Regions from separate parts of the Homo sapiens genome. Here region 1 is linked to region 2. A link is a loop called in an ENCODE intact Hi-C map of the cell type or tissue named here. Cell type or tissue: PC-3. All regions are shown on one strand. Links, peaks and the distances in the headings refer to the core of each region. The heading gives the core; the rest is flanking DNA.

Region 1 (12,973 bases), core at 3,411-11,410, 220 kb after region 2:
ATTTTATGGCAAAACTCATATACCCACCTCCAAAATTTTGCCATTAATATTTTGCTGTACGTGTTTTACCATATAAATAATTTAATTTTGAAATTTAAAAACAAATCTATCATTTCCCTATCAAACTTATGGTCAATATAATTTAAAAGTGCTTCAGAAAAGTCAAAGGAGTTATTTAAAAACATGTTCAACTGTTGGTCTTTGTGAATCTAAGTGTTCTAAACATGCAACTGTATTAATTTGCCAGGGCTGTCATAATAAAGTACTACAGACTACATGGCATAAGCAACAGAAATTTGCTCACAGCTCTGGAAGCTAGAAGTCTGAGATGAAGGTGTCAGCAGGGTTGACTTATCTCTGGCTTATAGATGGCGATATTCTTTGTGAGCCTTCTCATGATTTTTCTTCTTTGCTTGTCTTTATCCCAATTTTTTCTTCTCATAAGAACACCAGTCATACTGAATCAGAGCCCACCCCAATGACCTAATTTAACCTTAATTACTTCTTTAAATACCCTATCTCCAAATACTGCCACATTCTGATATACTGGATATCAGGATCATAACACATGAATTTAAGGGTTATATAATTCTGTTCAAAACAAAATTGAGATGTAAAGTGAAACCTGAAGCTGATATTAGACAAAAATGTCAATCATAACTTGTAATTATATTTTTCCTATTTAATCAAATAAGCCTTGATATTCATGCTGTTTGATTTTATTGCAAGCGTATGGTATAAGTGAAATAATTCCTAATTGCAGAATACTCTTTTGTGAGCTTCATTAAGAAAGTAGGGATCTTGGCTGGGTGCAGTGGCCCACGCCTGTAATCCCAGCACTTTAGGAGGCCAAGTCTGGCGGATCACCTGAGGTCAGGAGTTTCAGACCAGCCTGACCAATGTGGAGGAACCCCGTCTCTACTAAAAATACAAAATTAGCCGGATGTAGTGGTGCATGCCTGTAATCGTAGCTACTCAGGAGGCTGAGGCAGGAGAATTGCTTGAACCCGGGAGGCAGAGGTTGCAGTGAGCCAAGATCGCACCATTGCACTCCAGCCTTGGTAACAAGAGCGAAACTCCGTCTCAAAAAAAAAAAAAGGAAAGTAGGGATCTTAAAGTTAATAACAAATACTTTCTAAGTCAAAAATAATAAAACAAGCAAAATAAAGATGGGAATTATATGTTGATAAAATAATAAGAAAGATGTTGTACCAGTAAACGAAGACAATGGTTTCTACGTTTTTAGAAAAATCTTTAAAAAAAAAATACTGGGAGCAATTTGTTAAGAGAAAATCAGAGCTTATGTAAATATACTAACTTTTTCCATTTAAAGGTAAATAATTATATACTTATGAATTATAAATGTTTTAAATGTGTTAAGTAAGCTCAATCTATAAATTATAGATTATATATAAATATATAAAACCTCTTAACATTTAGGGACAATCAGGCACTCATGCAGACATATTGAAATGTATGGAGATAAATTTTCTTACCAAAAATAAAAACCCCAAAATCAGATATGACAGAAGATTTTAATATATGTAATTAAATAATTTATTGGGAAGAAGTATATAGCTAGATGGAAAGAAAATAAAAAAAAGTAGGGGAGGTAGGTGTTGCCATTCTCATTCTAGCACTGCGGAAGGTCAACAGCATTCTCTCTCAGGGTGCTGCAACCTTTTATACACTTCAATGATTCATACACCTCTTGTGGATGTATATGCATCAGCTATTACTTTGCAAGGTTGGAATTCTAAACCAGTCGATAGTCTTATTAAGATATGTTAAGAGTAGCCAGGTGCGGTGGCTCACACCTTTAATTCTAGCACTTTGGGGGGCCGAGGCAGGTGAGTCACCTGAGGTCAGGAGTATGAGAGTCTGGCCAACATGGCGAAACCCCGTCTCTACTAACAATAAAAAAAAAAAAATAGTTGGGTGTGGTGGCATACACCTGTAGTCCCAGCTACTTAGGAGACTGAGGCAGAAGAATCACTTGAACCCAAGAGGCAGAGGTTGCATTGAGCCAAGATTGTGCCACTGCACTACAGCCTGAGTTACAGAGTGAGACTCCATCTCAAAAAAAAAAAAAAAAAAAAGATATGTTAGGAGACTGGTGCCCAAGGAAGTAATGAAAAGAAAGGCTGAAATTCAGTTTGAGTTATTAGTATTTGCCACCACTGTTGTCAGATCTTGTACCAGGTTCTATGGATACAGTGATGTCCAGGACAATTTCTGCCTTTGTGGATAGCCTTCTTAGGGGTGAGTAACATAGAGACACAGAAACAGACAGGGAGACTGCCAGGAGATAAGGACATTCAGAAATAGATTTAAGAGAGTAGTGCTGTCAATAGCAGGAGATGGAAATAAAACAAGAAAATAAGGGAATAGAATATCGCCCTTATTCTTCAGTTTAGAACCTGGGGAAATGAAAGATTTTTATCTCAGAATTTAAGTCCTCATTAAAATGGTCTTTCAAAAACATTAAAAATGAAACTGATAGAATATTCACTGTAGCGATATTTAGCTCCTTTCTTATTCTGGCAGGCCTGAAAGGGCTCCTTCTGAAAGTTGAAAGAATATAAACTTATTTTCTCCTTAGAAGAGGTGGACAGTTTGCAGATGGTGAATTATTGTCTTCTTCCTTGAAGGTTAAATCTAGGGTAAAAATAAATGTGTTTTCTCCTAGGAAGAGGTGTATAGATTACAGATAGCACATTTTTGTTTCCTTGCTTGTGTTTGAGGCTTTTGAACTTTCTTGATTGTGGTATCAGCCTGTTCTTGCACTGCCACAAAAAACTACCTGAAACTGAGCAATACATAAAGAAAAGAAGTTAATTGGCTCACAGTTTCGCAGGCTGTACAGGAAGCATGGCTCAGGAGGCTTCAGGAAACTTAGAATCATGGCAAAAGTTGGGAAAAGAAAGCAGGGGAAGCAAGCACATCTTACATGGCTGGAAAAGGAGGAAGAGATTGTGGAAGGTGCCACACACTTTTAAACAACCAGATCTCATGAGAACTCACTCACTATCATAAGAACAGCAGGGAGGAAATCTGCCCCTATGACCCAATCACCTCTCACCAGGTCTCTCGTCCAACATTGAGGATTATAATTCAACACAAGACTTGGGCAAATCCAAATCATATCATTTCACCCCTGGCCCCTCCCAAATTTTATGTCCTTCTCACATTGCAAAATACAATCATCCCTTCTCAACAGTCCCCCAATTCTTAACTCATTTCAGCATTAACTCAAAAGTCCACAGTCTAAAGTCTTATCTGAGACAAGGCAAGTTCCTTTCACCTGTGAAACTGTGAAATAAATAACAAGTTAGTTACTTTCAAGATACAATGGGGATACAGGAATTGGGTAAACATACCCATTCCAAAAGGGAGAAATCAACCAAAATAAAGGGGCTACAGGCCCCATGCAAGTCTTAAACCCATCAGTGCAGTCATTAAGTCTTAAAGCTCCAAAATAATCTTGTTTGACTCCATGTCTCATATCCAGGCCACACCAATGCAAGGGATGGGCTCATAAGGCCTTGGGGATCTCTACCCCTGTGGCTTTGCAGGGTACAGCACCCTTGGCTGCTTTCACAGGCCGGTGTTGAGTGCCTGCAGCTTTTGCAGGATCACAGTGCAAGCTGTTGGTGGATCTACAATTCTGGGGTCTGGAGGATGGTATCCCTTTTCTCACAGCTCCACTAGGCAGTGATCCAGTGGAGACCCTGTGTAGGTGATCCAATCCCACATTTCCCCTCTTTACTGCCCTAGTAGGGGTTCTTCATATGGGCTCTCTGCAGCAGACTTCTGCCTGGTCAAAGCCATTCAACAAGTCTCTAGGGAGTTTCAAACTCTCCCTCAACTTCCTGTCTTCTTTTGAGCCCTCCAAAATTGTTCCAACCTCTTCCCATTACCCAGTCCCAAAGCTGCTTCCACAGCTTTAGATGGCCAAAGCTCTGCCCCTTAGACATCCTATAAGATACTGTGGGCAGAATTTGTTGTCCCAAAGTGAAGTGGAGAGAAGCAAGTAACTCTTTGGAAGGGATCATAAATGGGAAGAAAGACAAATCAGTTAAGACCCAGATGAGTTTTCCATCAAGGCCTACTTTGAGGATTTCTTATTTTCCTTCTCATTTCTGAGGAAACTTATCTCTAGGTTACAGCTTTTTAACTTTCCCCCTTCTTGATAATTCTCTTTAAATAATTTTATCATATTATTATTATTTTATGAGATATAATTAGATGCTATTATATTATGTTTATACTTTTAAGTTTAGTATATATGTATGCATTTCCCTGTCCTTACCTTTTTTATAAAGAAAATATGTACCCTTGTACATCCAGGGGCAGGAGTTTTAGGGAGAATGAAGGGTTAGGGTGGCTTTCTCTGCTCCACCTCTTGGTTAATCCCAATGGACAGGGAGTAGCAGCCCATGGTGGTGGTTGGGACCGGGGAGCTGGCCAGCTGGAACCAGCAGGGCAGTGACTGGGTAGTTGACAGAGGATCTCGGAATGACACAAAGGGGTACATAAACAGATAATTTAGGACAGGAAGTAAGGTTAAGAAATAGCATTTTTATTTTATGCTATAAGAATTGCATATCTGCAAGGTAGAGGAGCTGACACTTGGATTATACAAGGCTAAATATTGGCCCTCTGATACGGTTTGGCTCTCTGTCCCCACTCAAATCTCATCTTGTAGCACCCATAATTCCCACGTGTTGTGGGAGGGACCCAGTGGGAGATGATTGAATCATGGGGGCGAGTCTTTCCCATGTTGTTCCCGTGATAGTGAATGGGTCTCATGAGATCTGATGGTTTTCTCTGCACAATGAGAGTTCTCTGCACAAGCTCTCTCTTTCTGCCTGCCACCATCCACATAAGATATGACTTGTTCCTCCTTGCCTTCCACCATGATTGTGAGGCTTCTCCAGCTACGTGGAACTGTGAGTTCTCCATTAAACCTCTTTTCTTTGTAAATTGCCCAGTCTCGAGTATATCTTTATCAGTAGCGTGAAAATGAACCAACACACCCTCTAAAGGAGTTAGAGGGAAAGTAAAAATAAAACAAAACAAAAAATGTTTTGGTTTTTTGTTTTGTTATTCATGTTATGCAAAGAGAAAAGATAAGAAGATCTGTTATTTGGAATGTAAGGTGGTTCTTCTGAAGCAAACATTGTACATGACAAAGTTAAACAGGCAAGAATGATTTTATTTAAGGTTATTGCAGTCAGGAAGAGAGGCCAGAACTCAGCCTGAACCCAAGTCACTGAAACAAAGGAAATGGGAGGGTTTTTAAGGGCTGGGGTGAGCTAATGCCAAGTACTGGAGGATATTAGGGAGAAACCATAGGCCATCTGTGTTTGCTAATTGGCTTAATCCAAACTAAAAAAAAGCTCATATCTTTATGATAGGAGGTGTTTTTGCAAATTGGAGCAAGGTGCTTACCACCCTCAAAGGTAGCTCTGTACTATTCCACAGAAACTAGTAGATACGGGCACTATTTGCCTTAATGATTACATTTCAAAGGGATGTCCCTCAGGCCACTGAGAAAGACAGTCCTGGGTTGGGTTGTTAAACTGGCAAGAGGCTTCTAAAAGGATTTACAAGTCAAATGGATATATAAAGAAATTAGAGTTACACATTATAAAGTAAATGCTTCACAAAAAAAGGAGGTCAGTGGCTTAGAGTTAAGAAGCTTATCTACAGTTCAGTTGAGCCAAGGGGAAGGTTAAAGCCATAAAACCATCTTGGTCAGTCCAAATAACTGGTTATCCAAACCCATAGTCAAGACCAGTGCAAAAGAATGTACAAGTCTGGTTAATGCTGTCCTAGGGCTTCCCTAAAATCCTTGAGAAGGGGAAGGCTTAATCCTACAGCCTGGATGGTACCAATTATTTGCGTGGTATCTGGTGGTTTTTCTCTGAGGGATAAAGCATTGTTGCCACTTATCAGTACTGTGGTGGAAATATAATTGGTCATCAGAATGAGGTGGACTATGAAATTTCTAACCATTGGGCAGTGGAGCTGAGACTTTCTGCAGGAGGACAGTGGTAGAGCCTTAGATCAATCCTGTGACACTAGAAGATTTTGCACCCATGAAAGGTGATAAGAATCTGCTTTGGACAACAGGAGGAGGCACTGGGTTTTGAAGATGTGGGTTTGAGGTGAAATTGGAACACATAAATTGAATTACTTCACAGCTAGGGAGGCTGGAATTCGGTGAGAAAGCCCTAAGCTGTAGCTTTTGGAATTAGACTGGGTGTAATAGATGATGACAAAATCATAGACTAAGGATTCTCTGAGGGAGATATGATCCTTTAATCTTACTTATTGTCTTCTCCCAATATTAGTTCAACTGAAATTTGGGGGAGTTTGGAAGAAGTAAAGATGTTCTAGCCTTAATTATTTCCTGTAGCACTTGGTTTTCCTCTGTGTGCTTCAGGATTAAGCGATGTTTATAGACCTCCCTCTGTTATCTTGTTTTTGCATCTATTAAATAGAGCCATGTGGCCATAACATGCAATTCTCTTTATCTTAGAATATTTTGCTTCAGTTTTACATAGTTAAAATATCGGATTTGTGGCATTTTATTGTTTGATTCCTCAATGCTAATATAAATGAGAAACACAGGGGTCATGATTAATACCTAAATGTCACAAGATTCAGAAAACACAAATATTGGAAATTTCCTCCTCAAGTCTGCTTTCCTTGAGTAATTATTTGTTTAATGACTTTTCCTGTAGTGTGTCTAAGCTCCATTAGGGTAAGGATGATGCCAATAGTTTTCACAGCTGTACTTTCAGGGCCCCTCACAATTCCTGACAAATCAGAATCCCAGACTGTAGAAGACCTATGGAAACTCACCTTATGAGTGATGCTCTGCTAATAAAATTTGCAGCAAAACAAAGTTAAAAAAAATGTAAATTATTTATTCTCAGATGGGAAGTAATTTCACACTTATTATTTTTGAATGCCATAAAATGAGTCCGTGGCTCTGAATTTACAACACTCACATCCATATAGTGGCTGAGAAGAAGCCAAATTAAAATAGCATTTATTGGTGGCTTATCTGGCTCAGTTTTCAAAGCTGTTTAAGTGTTTGTTCAATTAAACCTCCAAAGAGCACTTGATGGAATGTGTGATTACCCAATAGCGCAAAATGGAAAATTCTGTGGTCCAGATAGAATAAATTACTTTCCAAGTTGACAAAACATTATAAATTGATGTTCTGATTCTGCGTTCAGAATCCTTTCTAAACAACAGGATGCATCTACCTTTCCAAACTGGGGAACAAATGATCTACTCAGGAAGATAGCAGGTTGTTTTCAAAATATTTCTTGTAAGTATGGAGCCCAGAATTACAAGTATGGAGCCCAGAAATGTGATGAAAACCACCACCTCTCTCATATTCTAGGTGACCTAAGTTCTTTCTGGAAGTTTTCAATGGGTTTATTTACAGGCATTTATTAAAATAAAATATTAAAAGACAAGTTAACTGAGGTAAATAAAAATCTGCCTATGCTAGCACTATTAATAACAATAAAAAATTGGCATCACCCTAATTGAGCAACAATTAAAGAATATTAGTATAATTAAAATCCACATATGTGATGGAATATGACACCAGGCATCTAAATTCATGTTCAATATATTTAGAGATCAAGAAAATGTAATAGTGCATTTCTAAGTGAAAAAACAATATATATTATAAAAGTTGAATATTGTAATAAAACATATGTACCTGTGTGATTATGTATATATATTTAAACTGGAAGAATATAATTTTATATATATTTAATAGGTACCTCTGAGTTGTAAGATTTCACACCTTTTTATTTCATTTGTATATTTTTTGTTTTATATATTTTATTTCATTTTGTATGTTTCTTTTTTTTCATATTTCTATTTGGCCATTTCTATTTGTATGTTTCTACTTGCTCCGCCTCCCTCTCTTTTTTGTATATTTCTATTTTATAAATTTTCTAAGTGAGCATATATTTTCTTTGTATAAGAAAAATAGCTTTTTACAGAAGGAATGGTAGAGGCCAGAAGTTCAGATAATAGGAGGACCTTAAGCTATAATAATATATCTTCCCTGTTAAAATGGCAAAGGCTCTGGGTTACTACAGGCACAAGGCTGGATCTACTGCAAATGGTATCCAAGGATCTCATCTGTCACTGCAACCTCCTGTACCAGCCTTTTCTTTATTAGATGTTTCCACACATGTTTTCATTCTGGTCCTAATACTGGTCCTGGTCTTGATACTAATTATTGTTGTGGAACATGTTATATTCTTTCTGCTTGCTCTTTCCTACTGTGGGATGTTTTCTCATGCTATTGCCTCTCTTGAATTGCCTGCTAATGGCTGCCCTTTCCAGTGATCTCTTCTTACCCTCCTCAGGTCTTCCCCTGCTGAGGTTTGATGCAATCTGAATGATGGATCTCCAGGGCCTGCTCAGTCCAGCACACAATGCCTCAGTGACTTTTCTGTCCTACGCAGCAGTTACTCTATTTCCTCCTGGGGCCCTAATACATGCTTCTTAGAAGGAGCACATTATATTCCTCTTCCTTTTCTCTTCTTTCTGAGGTGGGTCAGCTGTGACATGAGGGATGGAGAGAGTGGGCCTCTGTGTTTTGCTCTAGTTTTCTGGCTGCAGCTGAACTTGTACTGTTCCTGTTCCATTTCTGGAGGAAGCCAGGGAAAATATCAGGATGAGATGGGGGTGTGTTTAGCAAAACATGGTGTCCCAGATTGTGCCAGGAGTAGGCATGGTAGGCAACCTTTCATAGTGTACAAAGAACTTGCAATCATCCTGAGAGTAGAATACTCTGGCTACATTTTAATGTCTTAAGTAACACCTGCCACATCAGAGCACATCAGCAGAGTTTATATAAATTATCCATTGACATGTGTTGCAGACAGAGATAAAAGCCTAGAGAACATATGGAAGACCAGGCTACTTTTCTAGAATTAGGAATGGAGGAACAGTTAAATGTGGTCCTTGGTCAGGCCCTGGAAACTGCAGTTTCCATTCTCTGGGGTCAGAAATGTTGCTACAAGGAAAGTCCATCCCGAGGGAGGATTTGCTCTCTGACTTTTCCCTTTCTGTGTCTGGATTAAAATAGCTGTGGGACCCCAGTGAGATGGCAGATAATGATTTTTCTCCCTGTGAATGTCCTCAAAGAGTCTGGGATTCAACATCAGAAGATCCTTGGTATAGACAAGCATGCCTGAATCATCAGAAATCTTTGTCTTAATCCAAAGAGGTATTCTTTGCTTGACGAGCAAGTACAGATCCACTCCACTTATTGAGAAGTTCATGTTGTCTAGGGACCTCAATAGCCCCATCTTTTTTTTTGCATCCCCTCAAAAGATAAATTTAGGTGAAGCTTCAGGTAAGGAGTTGCTTTTTCATGACATGTAAAATGTTTTCCCACTAAAATAATACACTTATGCCCACAGAGTAACCTATGATTTACTTCTGAGTATTCAAAGATCTGTTACTGAGCTCTATACTTTTAATCAAGATAGTTATTCAAGGTTTAACTTTTTAAACATTTGTTTCTGAAGAAGAATGGAATAGGCTTTCCAAATACATAGTACTGAGGATACAATGGGTGGAGTAGAGATGGCTCTTCATTGTAAAAGTCATCTTAAATCCTGATTGTCTCTACTTTAGTGATTGTATTAGAGGGCAACAACCTGAGACAATATTTCAGAGCATCATTCCAAGGACACACCAGGAGGAAAAATGGCCAAATCTTTCCCAGTATTCTCACTTTTGTCCTTTATCTTGATACATTTGGTGTTATCTTCTGGTGAGTAATTTAGCTGGTCTTGGCCAGCAGTTGAAATTGATTTGTGGGCTTTTACATCATAATCTGAGAGAGAATGCTTTGAAATTGTTCTTTAACTGGGATGAATATATATATATGTGTATATATATATAAATTATCCATTGACGTGTTGCAGAGTGTATATATGTATATATATATTTATATATATACTCAGAGTATATGACAAAATGAAGGTCTCTGCCCATTGAATCAGTATTTTAGACTCTCTCTGTCTCTATATTTGTATATACACACATATACATATACATATATATACACACACATGTATATATATACTCTGAGTATACTCAGAGTATATATATGTATACACATACTCAGAGTATATATATATATATACACACACACACACACACACACATACATATATATATATATAGAGAGAGAGAGTCTAAAAGACTGATTCAATGGGCAGAGACCTTTGTTTTGCCATCTTTTGCATGCCGATTATGAGATTTAACTCATGAGGGCAAGGAGGCTTGGGTGACTCACTGAGGTAACATGTAAAAGTGACTAGCAATATAATATGCATACATGAGATCACATCTGGAAAATTTAGAGTGTTTGATTTGCTGTGTATTTGACTGGACCATTATCTTTTGTGCCCTCTTCTAGAGAAGAAATCATGTAGGGAGTCATAAAGAGGCCTAGCCTCAAGGGCTGCAGAGCTTGCTTTTTCACATATCTACCAAGAATTCCTGAGTATTACCCAGGTGTCTTTCATGCCTAAAAAAATATGATGATTGGGCCAAAAGATCACTTTAAAGTTACAGCATTGCTTATTTCTTTCATACATAGATTACCAGCTCTAAGTCCTCTCAAGTCCAAGCTAATTAGGAAAATTATTTAGTACACTGGACTGCCAGCCTTTATGAAACAGTGATGCATCTATATAGTCCCCTGCTGATATCAATTAGGAGTAAAAGATTTATTTCACATTTAAAAAAATGAATGAATACATGTATAAATGAAATAATGTTTTCCATTGCTGAAAACTTCCTTGATAATAAATTAGAACTCGTTTATTCTGCCAACAGATTAAGCTATGATTTAACAGGAATTAAATTCTGTAACTATTTTCATGTATTCTCTAGTTTCAGGCCCTAGACACTGGTGGCCACCACGTGGAATTATTAAGGTAATGTTCCATTAAATTTCCCCCCAGGACTTACATTATAATATGAGTTCTTTTTTTTTGGAATTGTTACTGTGGAAACTTAATGCCTCAAGGTCACCCGTAATAGTCTTCAAGGCCTATTTGTACGAGGGTGGTGGATACACTGCTGAAACAGTACCCCAGAGTAGAGATCCAAACTTGGAACCCAGACAACATTCACTCATACATACACCAGAGAACCCTCTTTAGTGCCTGAGAAATATTGAAGAGTATTGACAATTGCCAGGAGCATGACAGGTTCTTAAGAGCCTATGGACTTGGGCATAACATGGTCCTGGCTCTCAAGGAGCTCACAGTCTGATGGAAACAATGACTTAAAAGAATGCTCCTAAATGTCTTGAGATGTACAGAGAATGCCTATGTAAGTTGTGAATGCAGAAGGCAACTTCTGGATATGGATGGAAGAAAATGTGAAGAACAGTAGATACCTGAACAGAGCCTCAAACTATGTTTGCAACTTGGATGAGGGCAAAATGGAGACATCTTTTTCATTTTCGTCTACCTTAATGAGCACTGCATATAATGTGAGGTCAATCGATATTTGATAAGTGAGGGAAAAGATGAATGAGGGATTAAACTTTTCATTTTGATTCACATTTGCATCACTGTATTCCTTCCCTTTAGAAGTATTAGCACCTTAAGCTTTTGTCTAATTCATAAATTTTAAATTTTATTTCTTCTTTGTAAAAAAGTCTGTCATGAGTTGACTGCTGAGAAAGATATTTTGAGGGCAGCTCTACCTTCAAGAGACCCGGGGACCAGAATGTGAAGCTTGTCAGAGGCTACTGCCCCAGAAAATATCTGCAGAATTTGTCCAGGATTTATACCCTGGTCTCATAAAGCTGAGTTCTGGAATTTTCTTCTGCAGAAATTTACCTGCAGGATAAGTCTGCCTCATGCCCATAAATCCATAAACAATAATAAATGCGCTCACTTTTACTTATTTTCTTTAAAAAATATTTATTAATCACCTATGCTGTGCCCTAAGATACACTATTGAGGAAAGCAGTTATATTCCTTTTCCTCATGAACCTTGCAGATAACCAAAAAAGGAAGAAACCAACTATGATTTATGGTAAATTTTATAAATACAAGAAATAAAATGGTATGATAGAGAATATCTGTTGAGTGTAGAGATAACTACTATAAACAATGGGTTCAGGCAAGGTTTGTCTGTCATGGGGATATCTAAGGTGAGACTTGAAGGATAAAAAGTAGCCACCCAGGTGAAGAGGGGGGAGAAAGACCTTACCTACCTGGGTCACTAATTGAAGCCCTGTGTGACTGGAGCACAGACAGGGAAGAAAAGTGGCGGATGCTACAGTGAGAGCAGCAGGTGGGATTCTCACCTGAAGAATGCATAACTTCCTCCAAAGAGAGAGAGAGAGAAAAGAAGCTATATTTATAGACAACAATATAAACTGTTCTTACTCTTGTCTTTGATAACTGTATATTCTTTCAGATTCAACTATTTTATATCTCATTTATTCATTTGGCAAATGTTTATATAGCAATGACTAATGCCAATATATGTGCTGGGCACATAATGACTAGCCTAATCAGACACAAATCTTTCCCTTCTGGGCTTATACTCCTTTGGGGGTGTGGGATTAGTTAAATAATTAAACAAATGCGTTGTTACAAACTGATTAAAAGTATAAAAATAAATAACAGAGAGTTGTGACCGTATTTTAATAAATAGTTCTCAGAAAGTGGGTTATAACCTGAGCTCTAAAGTTAGAATGAGTTTAGGTTGAGAAAAAATATATTTGGTGGGGTGGTTATGACACGTCAGAAGACCTTGAGGTGAGGGAAAGATAAAGAATTTATAAAAAAGAAAAGCAAACTAACGAACTTACTAAAAGGGCAGAAAGCAAGGTAGTATCAGGTAAGGGCGGAAGATTTGGGAGGTTCCAGGTCACATAGGGACT
Region 2 (12,973 bases), core at 2,282-10,281:
GCATCAATGTTCATCAAGGATATTGGTCTAAAATTCTCTTTTTTGGTTGTGTCTCTGCCAGGCTTTGGTATCAGAATGATGCTGGCCTCATAAAATGAGTTAGGGAGGATTCCCTCTTTTTCTATTGATTGGAATAGTTTCAGAAGGAATGGTACCAGTTCCTCCTTGTACCTCTGGTAGGATTCGGCTGTGAATCCATCTGCTCCTGGACTCTTTTTGGTTGGTAAGCTATTGATTATTGCCACAATTTCAGATCCTGTTATTGGTCTATTCAGAAATTCAACTTCTTCCTGGTTTAGTCTTGGGAGAGTGTATGTGTCAAGGAATTTATCCATTTCTTCTAGATTTTCTAGTTTATTTGCATAGAGGTGTTTGTAGTATTCTCTGATGGTAGTTTGTATTTCTGTGGGATCGGTGGTGATATCCCCTTTATCATTTTTTATTGCAACTATTTGATTCTTCTCTCTTTTTTTCTTTATTAGTCTTGCTAGCGGTCTATCAATTTTGTTGATCCTTTCAAAAAACCAGCTCCTGGATTCATTAATTTTTTGAAGGGTTTTTTATGTCTCTATTTCCTTCAGTTCTGCTCTGATTTTAGTTATTTCTTGCCTTCTGCTAGCTTTTGAATGTGTTTGCTCTTGCTTTTCTAGTTCTTTTAATTGTGATGTTAGGGTGTCAATTTTGGATCTTTCCTGCTTTCTCTTGTGGGCATTTAGTGCTATAAATTTCCCTCTACACACCGCTTTGAATGTGTCCCAGAGATTCTGGTATGTTGTGTCTTTGTTCTCGTTGGTTTCAAAGAACATCTTTATTTCTGCCTTCATTTCGTTAAGTACCCAGTAGTCACTCAGGAGCAGGTTGTTCAGTTTCCATGTTGTTGAGCAGTTTTGAGTGAGATTCTTAATCCTGAGTTCTAGTTTGATTTCACTGTGGTCTGAGAGATAGTTTGTTATAATTTGTGTTCTTTTACATTTGCTGAGGAGAGCTTTACTTCCAAGTATGTGGTCAATTTTGGAATAGGTGTGGTGTGGTGCTGAAAAAAATGTATATTCTGTTGATTTGGGGTGGAGAGTTCTGTAGATGTCTATTAGGTCTGCTTGGTGCAGAGCTGAGTTCAATTCCTTGGTATCCTTGTTGACTTTCTGTCTCGTTGATCTGTCTAATGTTGACAGTGGGGTGTTAAATTCTCCCACTATTAATGTGTGGGAGTCTAAGTCTCTTTGTAGGTCACTCAGGACTTGCTTTATGAATCTGGGTGCTCCTGTGTTGGGTGCATATATATTTAGGATAGTTAGCTCTTCTTGTTGAATTGATCCCTTTACCATTATGTAATGGCCTTCTTTGTCTCTTTTGATCTTTGTTGGTTTAAAGTCTGTTTTATCAGAGACTAGGATTGCAACCCCTGCCTTTTTTTGTTTTCCATTTGCTTGGTAGATCTTCCTCCATCCTTTTATTTTGAGCCTATGTGTGTCTCTGCACGTGAGATGGGTTTCCTGAATACAGCACACTGATGGGTCTTGACTCTTTATCCAATTTGCCAGTCTGTGTCTTTTAATTGGAACATTTAGTCCATTTACATTTAAAGTTAACATTGTTATGTGTGAATTTGATCCTGTCATGATGATGTTAGCTGGTGATTTTGCTCGTTAGTTGATGCAGTTTCTTCCTAGTCTCAATGGTCTTTACATTTTGGCATGATTTTGCAGCGGCTGGTACCGGTTGTTCCTTTCCATGTTTAGCGCTTCCTTCAGGAGCTCTTTTAGCGCAGGCCTGGTGGTGACAAAATCTCTCAGAATTTGCTTGTCTGTAAAGTATTTTATTTCTCTTTCACTTATGAAGCTTAGTTTGGCTGGATATGAAATTCTGGGTTGAAAATTCTTGTCTTTAAGAATGTTGAATACTGGCCCCCACTCTCTTCTGGCTTGTAGGGTTTCTTCCGAGAGATCTGCTGTTAGTCTGATGGGCTTCCCTTTGAGGGTAACCTGACCTTTCTCTCTGGCTGCCCTTAACATTTTTTCCTTCATTTCAACTTTGGTGAATCTGACAATTATGTGTCTTGGAGTTGCTCTTCTCGAGGAGTATCTTTGTGGCATTCTCTGTATTTCCTGAATCTGAATGTTGGCCTGCCTTGCTAGATTGGGGAAGTTCTCCTGGATAATATCCTGCAGAGTGTTTTCCAACTTGGTTCCATTCTCCCCATCACTTTCAGGTACACCAATCAGACGTAGATTTGGTCTTTTCACATAGTCCCATATTTCTTGGAGGCTTTGCTCATTTCTTTTTATTCTTTTTTCTCTAAACTTCCCTTCTCACTTCATTTCATTCATTTCATCTTCCATCGCTGATACCCTTTCTTCCAGTTGATGGCATTGGCTCCTGAGGCTTCTGCATTCTTCACGTAGTTCTCGAGCCTTGGTTTTCAGCTCCATCAGCTCCTTTAAGCACTTCTCTGTATTGGTTATTCTAGTTATACATTCTTCTAAATTTTTTTCAAAGTTTTCAACTTCTTTGCCTTTGGTTTGAATATCCTCCCGTAGCTCAGAGTAATTTGATCGTCTGAAGCCTTCTTCTCTCAGCTCGTCAAAGTCATTCTCCGTCCAGCTTTGTTCCGTTGCTGGTGAGGAACTGTGTTCCTTTGGAGGAGGACAGGTGCTCTGCTTTTTAGAGTTTCCAGTTTTTCTGTTCTGTTTTTTCCCCATCTTTGTGGTTTTATCTACTTTTGGTCTTTGATGATGGTGATGTACAGATGGGTTTTTGGTGTGGATGTCCTTTCTGTTTGTTAGTTTTCCTTGTAACAGACAGGACCCTCAGCTGCAGGTCTGTTGGAATACCCTGCCGTGTGAGGTATCAGTGTGTCCCTGCTGGGGGGTGCCTCCCAGTTAGGCTGCTCGGGGGTCAGGGGTCAGGCACCCACTTGAGGAGGCAGTCTGCCCCTTCTCAGATCTCCAGCTGCGTACTGGGAGAACCACTGCTCTCTTCAAAGCTGTCAGATAGGGACATTTAAGTCTGCAGAGGTTACTGCTGTCTTTTTGTTTGTCTGTGCCCTGCCCCAAGAGGTGGAGCCTACAGAGGCAGGCAGGCCTCCTTGAGCTGTGGTGGGCTCCACCCAGTTGGAGCTTCGAGGCTGCTTTGTTTACCTAAGCAAGCCTGGGCAATGGAGGGCGCCCCTCCCCCAGCCTCGCTGCCGCCTTGCAGTTTGATCTCAGACTGCTGTGCTAGCAATCAGCGAGACTCCGTGGGCGTAAGACCCTCCGAACCAGGTGTGGGACATAATCTCGTAGTGCGCCGTTTTTTAAGCCCGACGGAAAAGAGCAGTATTCGTGTGGGAGTGACCCGATTTTCCAGGTGCCATCCATCACCCCTTTCTTTGACTCTGAAAGGGAACTCCCTGACCCCTTGCGCTTCCCAAGTGAGGCAATGCCTCACCCTGCTTCGGCTCGCGCACGGTGTGCACACCCACTGGCCTGCGCCCGCTGTCTGGCACTCCCTAGTGAGATGAACCCGGTATCTAACATGGAAATGCAGAAATCACCCGTCTTCTGTGTCAGTCATGCTGGGAGCTGTAGACCGGAGCTGTTCCTATTCGGCCATCTTGGCTCCCTATTTTTTGTCTTTTTAATAACAGCCATTCTCACTGGGTAAGATGATATCTCATGGTGGTTTTGGTGTGTATTTCCCTGTTGATTAATAATATTGGAATTGTTTTATGTGTCTTCTTTTGAGAAGTGTCTTTTCATGTCCTTTGTACACTTTTCAATGGGGTTTTTTTTGCTTGTATATGTGCTTAAGTTCCTCATAGATTCTGGATCTTAGACTTTTGTTGGATGCATAGTTTGCAAAAGTTTTCCCTTATTCTGAAGGTTGTCTGTTTACTCTTTTGGTAGTTTCCTTTGCTGTGCAGAAGCTGGTTATTTCAATTAGGTCTCCATTGTCACTTTCTGTTTTTGTTGCATTTGCTTGTGAGGGCTTAGTCATAAATTCTTTGCTTAGACCAGTGTCCAAAAAAGTGTTTCCTAGGTTTTCTTCTAGGATTTTTATTGGTTGAGGCATTATATTTAAGTTTAAAATCCATCTTCAGTTAATTTTTGTATATGGTGAAAGGCAGGGTTCCAGTTTCGTTCATTTGCATAGGGTTAGCCAGTTATCCTAGCACCATTTATTAAATAGAAAATTCTTTCCCAATTGTTTCTTTTTGTCAGCTTTGTCAGGTCAGATGGTTTTAGATTTATGGCTTTATTTCTGTGCTATCTATTTTGTTCCACTGGTCTATTTTTGTACCAGTACCATACTATTTTGACTACTGTAGCCTTGTAGTATAGTTTGAAGTCAGGTAATGTGATGCCTCCAGTTTTATTCTTTTTACTCAAGATTGCTCTGACTGGGCTCTTTTGGCTTCATATGAATTTTAGAATTTTGTTTTCTAATTTGTGAAAAGTGATGTTGGTAATTTAATAGGAATTGCATTGAATCTATAGATTGCTTTGGCCAGTATGGTCATTTTAACAACATTGATTCTTTCTTTCTTTCTTTTCTTTTTTTTTTTTTTTTTTTGAAACAGAGTCTCGCTCTGTCACCCAGGCTGGAGTACAGTTGCATGACCTTGGCTCACTGCAGCTTCTCCTCCCAGGTTCAAGTGATTCACCTGCCACAGCCTCAGCCTCCCGAGTAGCTAGGATTACAGGCATGCACCACCACTCCCAGCTAATTTTTTTTGTATTTTTAGTAGTGACGGGGTTTCGTCATGTTGGCCAGGCTGGTCTCGAACTCCTGACCTCAAGTGATGTGCCTGCCTCGGCCTCCCAAACTGCTGGGATTATAGATGTGAGCCACCATGCCCAGCCAATGTTGATTCTTTCAACCCATTAGCATAAAATATTTTTCCATTTGTTTGTGTCATTTATGATTTATTTCAACTGTGTTTTGTAGTTCACCTTATAGAGATCTTTCACCTCCTTGCTTATATGTATTCCTAGATACTGTATTTTATTTTTGTGAGCTGCCCATGTTTTAATTGGCTCATTTTTTATTGAGTTGTAACAGTTCTTTATATATCTTAGATAATAGACCCTTATCAAATATAGCCGATTCTCACTATTTGTAGGTTTTATATTTGTGAATTTGCCTATTTGCTAAAATTATTTGTATTCCCCAAATCAGTGGTCATTTGAAGATATGCAGAGCAGTGAAAAATTTAGTTGCTAGAGGTGCACATTCTTAGCTGAGGTTGACTAAGGCATTGCTCTATCTTCTTGTTTCAGCTTTCATACAGAGATTACCAGAAGATTGCCAGTGCAGTATACTGCAAAAAGTTTCAGCTCTGGGGTCAGTTGCACGGGTTTGAGTCTCAACTCAGACCTGTGAGGCAGCCTCAGGTAAGTTTCTTATCTCTTCTGAACCTTGTTTCCCCTTTTGTAAATTAAAGAAAATAGAGTCTACCAAAATGAGTTACTTTTAGGATATAAGATTATAATCTATGATATATATCCAAACATTATATATGATGTAAATATATATACATTATATATACAATGTAAATATATATACATTATATATACAATGTAAATATATAATGCAAATATATATATAATTGGGATATACATATACACACACATACACACAGAGTGTATATAAAAATGTGTATATTTCTCTAGGAACAACGTTCCAATATTTGCTAATTCAATGTCTGCAGTGACTTTTAGAACCTGAGTATTACAAATAACACAAATAAGAAGAATCCACTATGTATAATTTGTAAATACTGTTTCCCATTTGGTAGGTGGTCATTTCACTTTCTTGATAGTGTCTTTTGATACAAAAAAGTTATTAATTTTGATGAAGTGCAATTTGTCTATTCTTTATTTTGTTGTTTGTGTCTCCAGTTCTAACTTTTAAGTCAAAGTGATTTTTAGTTCAGTCACAGGTGAAACAACTATGCTGATATGGGTGGGGTTCCATTCATTCATAAACGGCTGCATAAACACTTAGAAGAGAAGGTTGATTGATTTGCGGAGAGTTATACAGCTAATAGAGGGCAGAGTTAAGAATCAAACCCATGTCTGATGTTGAAACCTATAATCTCAAGTGCTTTAATTATGCAGAAAGGATATTTATGATGAGCTAAAGTTGATGGTAAACTTTTTTTTAAAGAGTGGGTAGCATTTAAACCAAAGGAAGAAAGGAAGTGTTTTTCTTTTCAGGGAACTGTTATTTGTAGAAGATATGTTCAAATATAACAGATAAGTACAAATAAGCATTGGCAAACCCTTGTTATCACTTCTAGTTCTTTGTTGCAAGAATATTATCCCACTATCTGAGAACTTAGATGTTATTAATAGAGGGGTAGGCTGTTGTAATCACTACTTATGGACACAAGAGGGTGCTAAAAGATCTCAGTTCTCCTAGTTCTTTATGTCCAGGTGTAGAAAATCTGTTCCCTTTCCTTAATGTTGTTTCTCTGTGTGAAAATAAACTTAGATTTAAAAGTTCAGAAAGACATTAATAGAGATAAATGAAAATACTGCCTAATATACAAATATTATTCAGATTTCCAGAATAACAGAAATTTAGTAGAGTTCTTAAAGATTTGGTACTATTTTACATGAATGTAGTAAAATGTCAGATCTAGAGAGAACATTTGAGATTACTCTTTTTTCCCCTTCCTGCTCTCTTTCTTCCTTCCCTCTCCCTTCTTTTTTCCTTCCATTTTGTTAAGCAATATTTCCAATCTGACAAACAAAACAAACTATAAGTACAACTATTCTTCATGAAATGAAGACAGGGCACTGAAGCCCAATCTCTGACCTTATTTCACCACCATGGCTGGCCTGGTGATATGTCTGGGTAGCCTCAGGGTGTCACGTAAAAGAGTTTAAAGTATAATTGCCGATGTCCAGGTGGTTGGAAAACTATGCACTCAGATTGAATCCTGCCCCTGACTGTTTTCATATAATTTGTGAGCCAAAGTAGTTTTTACTTATTTAAGTGGTTGGAAAAAAATGACAGACTATCTCATGATGTAAAAATGACATAAAATGCAAATTTCAATGCCTATATACAAAGTTTTATTGGAACACAGCAATGTTCATCATGTAAGTGTTGCCTATGGCTGTTTTCATGCTATAGTTGCAGAGTTGAGTAGTTGCAACAGACATCATATCTCAGCTTCTTTAATAGACATAAAATCATATGAAGTAAAAATTAAAATACAATATTGTTAGATTTGCAGCATATATTATGTAACATATTTGTAACATGTATGATGTTATATAAAGTTATATATATATACACACACATACAACAATAAGTACAATAGCTATGGTAGTATAAATTTAAAGTAGACTGTGATAATTAAAATATGTATAGTAAACTCTAGAGCAGCCGTTAACAAAACAAAACCATTAATGATTGTAGAAGAAATTAAAGGAATTAATATATTACATTAGAAAATATTCTCTCAATGCAAAAAAAAGCAGTAAAGGAGAAATAGAGGAACAAAAAGACATGAAACGTAGAGAAATAAACAAGCTAAAAGGTAGATGCAAATCCAATTATATCAATAATAATGTTAAATTTGAACGGATTAAATAGTTTAGTCAAAAATTGTCAAACTCAAATAAAAAACAAGATGCAATTATTTGCTGTGTTTAGGAGACTTTGTTTTTGTTTTTTTGTTTTAGATTTTAGTTTTAATTGACAAATAATTATATATATTATGTGGTACAATGTTATGTTATAATACATGTGTACTTTGTGCGATGATTAAATCAGACTAATTAACATATTTACCACATCACATACTTATCATTTCTTTATTGTGAGAACATTTGAAATCTACTTTTTTAAAGAAATTTTGAAATATACAATAATTATTATTAACTGTAGTCACTATGCTATGCAACAGATCACTAGAATCAGTCCTCCTAACCAACTGAAACTTTGTACCCTTTGAGTAACGTATCCAGTTTTCCCATCCACCCTCCAATTCCCTGATCCCTCCCAGGCTCTAGTAACCACCATTTTACTCTCTACTTCTATGAGTTTGACTTTCATAGAGTCCACATGTATGTGATATCAAGCAGTCTTTGTCTTTCTAAGCCTGGCTTATTTCACTTGGATAACGTCCTCCATGTTTATCCTTGTTGTCACAATAACAGCATTTTCTTTATTTATAAGACTGAATAATATTCCATTATGCATATACCACATTCTTTTTACCCATTCATCCATCAATGGACATTTAGGTTGCTTCCATGTCTTAACTATTGTGAATATCACTTCAATAAAATATGAGAATGCAGATAATCTTTATGAGATCCTGATTTCAATCTCTTTAGGTATAAACCTAGAAGTGGGCTTGCTGGATCATATGGTAATTTTTTTTTTCTTTTTGAGAAACTTTCATACTGTTTTCTAAAATGACTATATTAATTTACATCCCCATCAACCATGTATAAGGGGTCCCTATAGGAGATACTATTTTAGATTCAAGGATACAAATTGGTTGAAAGTAAAAGAATAGAAAATTATATGTCTTGCAAATAGCAACCACAAGAAAGCTGAAATGGCTATACTAACATCAGACAAAATCATCTTTACAAGAGAAAGAATATGGCCGGCAAAGCCTAACGTATTTACTACCTGGCCCTTTATAGAAAAAGTTTGCCACTCCATGCTCTAGGTGCTTATGATGACTCACTGGGATAAAATGAAATATATTACACTCATTATTATATTTTAAAATTCAAATTATTATTATTATTTTATTTATTTATTTATTTTTGAGACAGAGTCTCACTCTGTTGCCCAGGCTGGAGTGCAGTGGCGCGATCTCAGCTCACTGTAACCTCCACCTCCCGGGTTCAAGCAATTCTGCCTCAGTCTCCTGAGTAGCTGGGATTACAGGTGCGCGCCACCATGCCCGGCTAATTTTTGTTGTTGTTGTCGTTGTATTTTTAGTACAGACGGGGTTTCGCCATGTTGGTCAGGCTAGTCTCGAACTCCTGACCGCCTGATCCACCCGCCTCAGCCTCCTAAAGTGCTGGGATTACAGGTGTGAGCCACTGCGCCTGGCCAAAATTCAAATTATTTTAAAAGTTTTACTTGTGGTATGTTTTATACTATATATGTTAGCGTAGCTTATGTATATAATTTATGGGTAAGTAAAAAATATATATTTTTGGTGTTCATGTGCAGAAATGTTTTCCTCATTGCAGTGAGTAAATAAACACCTTAAGAAACTACTCTAGAGGGTTGTGGGATAAACAATTACATATTAGGTACAATATATACTACTCAGGTGAGGAGTGCGCTAAAATCTCAAGATTTGCTTTTATATAATTCATCCACATAACCAAAAGCCACTGCACCTCTAAAGCTATAAAAATAAAAAAAGTGTTTTAAAAATCTCACTCTGTCTTAATCCTATTGTTTTACAAGTGGGAAAAAGAAAATCAAAAGAGGTAAAATCATTATTCAAGGGCCCAAAGTGAAATTTTTGCAGAATCAGCTACAGGCTCCTGCTTTTTGTACTGTACTTTTTTTTTCAAACTTTTAATTTTAATGGGTACATAGTAGGTATACCGTCATTTTGCCGACATGCCCACCCCATCCCCTGCTGCCTTACAGTCTGGGGCTTCTGACATAAGGAGCACTTGTGGTAATTTCAGATTCTCACTATTGCTGGACTAATTACTACATAACACATGCAGAACCTTTTTCCTAGTCTTTGTATAAATCTTGGTATGCTATAGCATTAGGAGTGCATTTTTGCTCTAGAGAGAGGTTGAAGAATATCCTCAATTGATCCCAAGCACCTTCTCTGAGGTTGGAAATATCTCCTAGAAAGATGCAGTAGAAGCCTATACACATTCTGCATGGTACAGTCATATTTCAATTTGGAAGTGTGGTGCCAGGAACAATGATATTGGGAAAGTGTCTGTAGTTAACTTTAGACCTCCCTAATTGGAATGATGCAGCTTGATTGAGAAAGTCACAAGTCAAGAGAGACACACAAAAACTTGTGCACTTCCAGAAGAAGGTCCAGGAAGATGAAAAGATGGACAATATTATGTCTAGGAAGAACAGTAGAGGAGTTAGATGGTGTTTAGCTTATAGATGGCTCAGGTGCCAAAATAGTTATTTTCAAATATCCAAATGACTATCTTGAGAAAGAAGGAACAAAGCTGCTCCATAGGCCCAGACTAGGACCTTTGAGTAGAATTTGCAGTGATTTAGAGTTGGGCATGCTAGTCAGAGAGGTCTAATGATGGACTGGATGTCACATCAGAGAGACCACATCAGAGAGACCACATCAGAGAGATGTGGATGTAATGCCTGCCTTCATCTCTTATTGCCTGTATGGCCCTGGGATTATAAATAGTAATCATGTTTTGCAATATTGTTTATGTGGTTCGTTTCTTACTCTTCCACACATCCTTGTACCTCATGCTCCCACCTCTAGCTTATATTGCCAGGATTTTGAAACTCAAGACTGGGAGAGTAGTTTGAGAAAAATAGTTCTTATACCCAAAGTTTGACTTTTAGAGTCAAAGGCCAGAAAATCTAGAATAAAGTAGAACATAAAACATATGCTAAAATAACAGATCGGAAAATACGCTGCACTGTCCCTTGAGACCAAATAAAAATTACAAGGGCTAAAGGTTAAGATATGGAGGAAAGGCAATGTTGAGGGAAGAGGTTGGTGGGGTCCAACATGCCAAGGGCTCAACATACCTGGAGGAACCAGACAGACAGAGGGGAATCAGTACTGTGACTCATCAACTGCTAATAGAAGGATGTTATCAACCGTGAGCTGGGAGTCAAGTTATTGAATGCAGATCATGGGATCACGTTAGACATTTGGGCCAGTGTCACAAATCATCCATGCCATTGAGTTACGTTAGCTCTCCTTATAATGTCCCGTAAAGGCCTCCCACTGACAGCACCACCAGAGCTCTGCTCATGGTCTTCTAGGAGTGAGGGGTCTTTGGGACTGAAATTTTGCTCAGCCCTATTGAACTGGCTCCGTGTGGTATAACTTTTTGTTTGTCAGATATATTCTAAGGCTCCTTGGAGACGATGAGATGTTTCGTGAACACCAACAGAAGGATTACATGGAAGAGAAGCCTCACTGTGCCTTGGCAGGAATTAATAGAACTGGTTTTGAGGTCTGTTCCATGCCACTCAATTGCATTCCAGATTGTATATAAACTATATTTTTACCTTTGTAATCCAGCTGCAGTTAATTATTCTAGAACTTAAAAAATTATAGATTATAACATTAGTCATTATTTTATAGGGTGACTGTAAGATTAAATGACATAAAGCACGAAAGTATCAGCATACTGATTGTCTTAGAATATATATGTTCATTAGTCATTATTTCATAGGGTGACTGTAAGATTAAATGACATGAAGTATGAACGTATCAGCACACTGATTGTCTTAGAATACATATGTTCAGTAAGTGGAAGTTGTTATTTTTTTTCAAGGTGTGATGAGATCTTGTGAAACCGAACGACAATTTGATCTTTTTGTGGTAAAAGACCATTCAAATTCCTGAATGTGATAATGGTCATGGTGAGTGATTTGTCGATTTAGAGTTAGTACTTTTTTTTTAACCTCCTGTGCACAGGCTGCAGGCAGTATCACAATAACATTGGACAGTTTTACACAACAAAGTCTGGGCCCAAATCGAGATAATGTGATTTCGTAGACATAGAACAGGGTTCAAAATTTCATATTATTAACAAGCTACTTCCTTCTGGAGGTCGCAGGGGAAAATCAGTTTCCTTTTCCTTGCCAGCTGTTAGAGGCTGCCAACATTTCTTGGTTCATGGCTCTGGGTCACCCCAAATTCTTCTTCTATTGTCACTTCTGCTTCTATTGTCACATCTTCCTCTCTGACTCTGACTCTCCTGCCTCCCTTTTATAAAAACACTTGTGATTATATTGAACTCTCCAGGATAATCCAAAGTAATGTTTCTATCTGAGTATCCTAAATTTGATTGCCTATACCTATTCTTAGGGCCCAGAACCTAAGAATATGTTACCTTACATGGCAAAAGGGACTTATTCTCCCACATCTTTGGGAGCCATTACTTTGTGTACTGCAAATGGAAACTTTTTTTTGGCTGCTAAATACACAGAAAAACCCCTAGATAATTTCCTTTTTTTCCACCTATGTATATGAGTAAAGGACTTTTTGTTATATGCTACCACCCTTGTAAGTATCCATTTCATAGGTATACAGTTGTCCCAGGATGCTGATAAAGAGTAGACAATTCTAGGGTAAGTGGATGCCAACAGAACACGCTTAAGAGTGGGCTTATGAATGGCTATCACTCCTGATACATGACCAGTGGGCTAGGTGCTGACTTCTGTCAAAGGGGGGACCTCATCATAGCTCCTCAGTGCAGGCAATACATAAGACTTCATGTCTAAAGCCTGCTGTCCCTAGGTTCTGAGCTACAGATGATGTACAGTCAAATGGACTCTGGTCATTCCCCAGATGCTGATTCAATACAGTCATCATGGTCCATCTGCCTATGTTTCCTTATTCTTTCTCCAACCAACTTTTAAGTTTCTTCTATATCTTTCTTCCCAAGCTTTGGACTCCATTCTTTGTCTTTGAGATCAGAACATTTTTTCTTATTCCATATTCTCTCAAAATCTCATGTTTTCATAGCTGAGTCATAATATCTGTATTGCTAAACTCAAAAGCCAACAACTGACTCTGCTTTCTGCTGTCAGTTCACCCCTAAGGCACTGATGAAGAATACTTAGCTGACTGAATGAGAAAAGGAACAAGGGTTGAAGCAAATTCGAGAAACAGAAGCATATTAATTAGCATTTCAAAACATTATTCATCTACATGATTTTTAAAATAAGTTCCAGCATTGAAATTAAAAGGCACAATATCCTAAGTTCATGATTAGAGCTTATTCTGCTGTGCTATACCCCTTGGGTTCTGTCT

What was found. Peaks named below come from ENCODE experiments on the same cell type or tissue, not always from the same donor. Only the 100,000 strongest peaks of a DNase experiment are listed, where the experiment ranks them.
Region 1: a loop joins it to region 2, with 6 times the contacts of the local background. A loop is called at or near these places in 7 of 110 quality-filtered maps.

What each region holds. Positions count from the first base shown.
Region 1 is chr5:148,159,971-148,172,943 of GRCh38, forward strand. SPINK14 (serine peptidase inhibitor Kazal type 14 (putative)) reads left to right here and starts at 8,576. Exons shown (of 5, transcript NM_001001325.2): 1 at 8,576-8,597; 2 at 9,691-9,829; 3 at 10,960-11,003. The coding sequence starts at 9,763. In PC-3, for the core only: no CTCF peak of the experiment used is centred there; a DNase peak (open chromatin) is centred at 10,351.
Region 2 is chr5:147,943,534-147,956,506 of GRCh38, forward strand. No RefSeq gene overlaps it. Among named protein-coding and RNA genes, the nearest start is that of C5orf46, 43 kb to the left of the region's middle. RefSeq lists an enhancer at 2,798-3,370. In PC-3, for the core only: a CTCF peak has its summit at 6,380 (motif pointing right); a DNase peak (open chromatin) is centred at 6,378.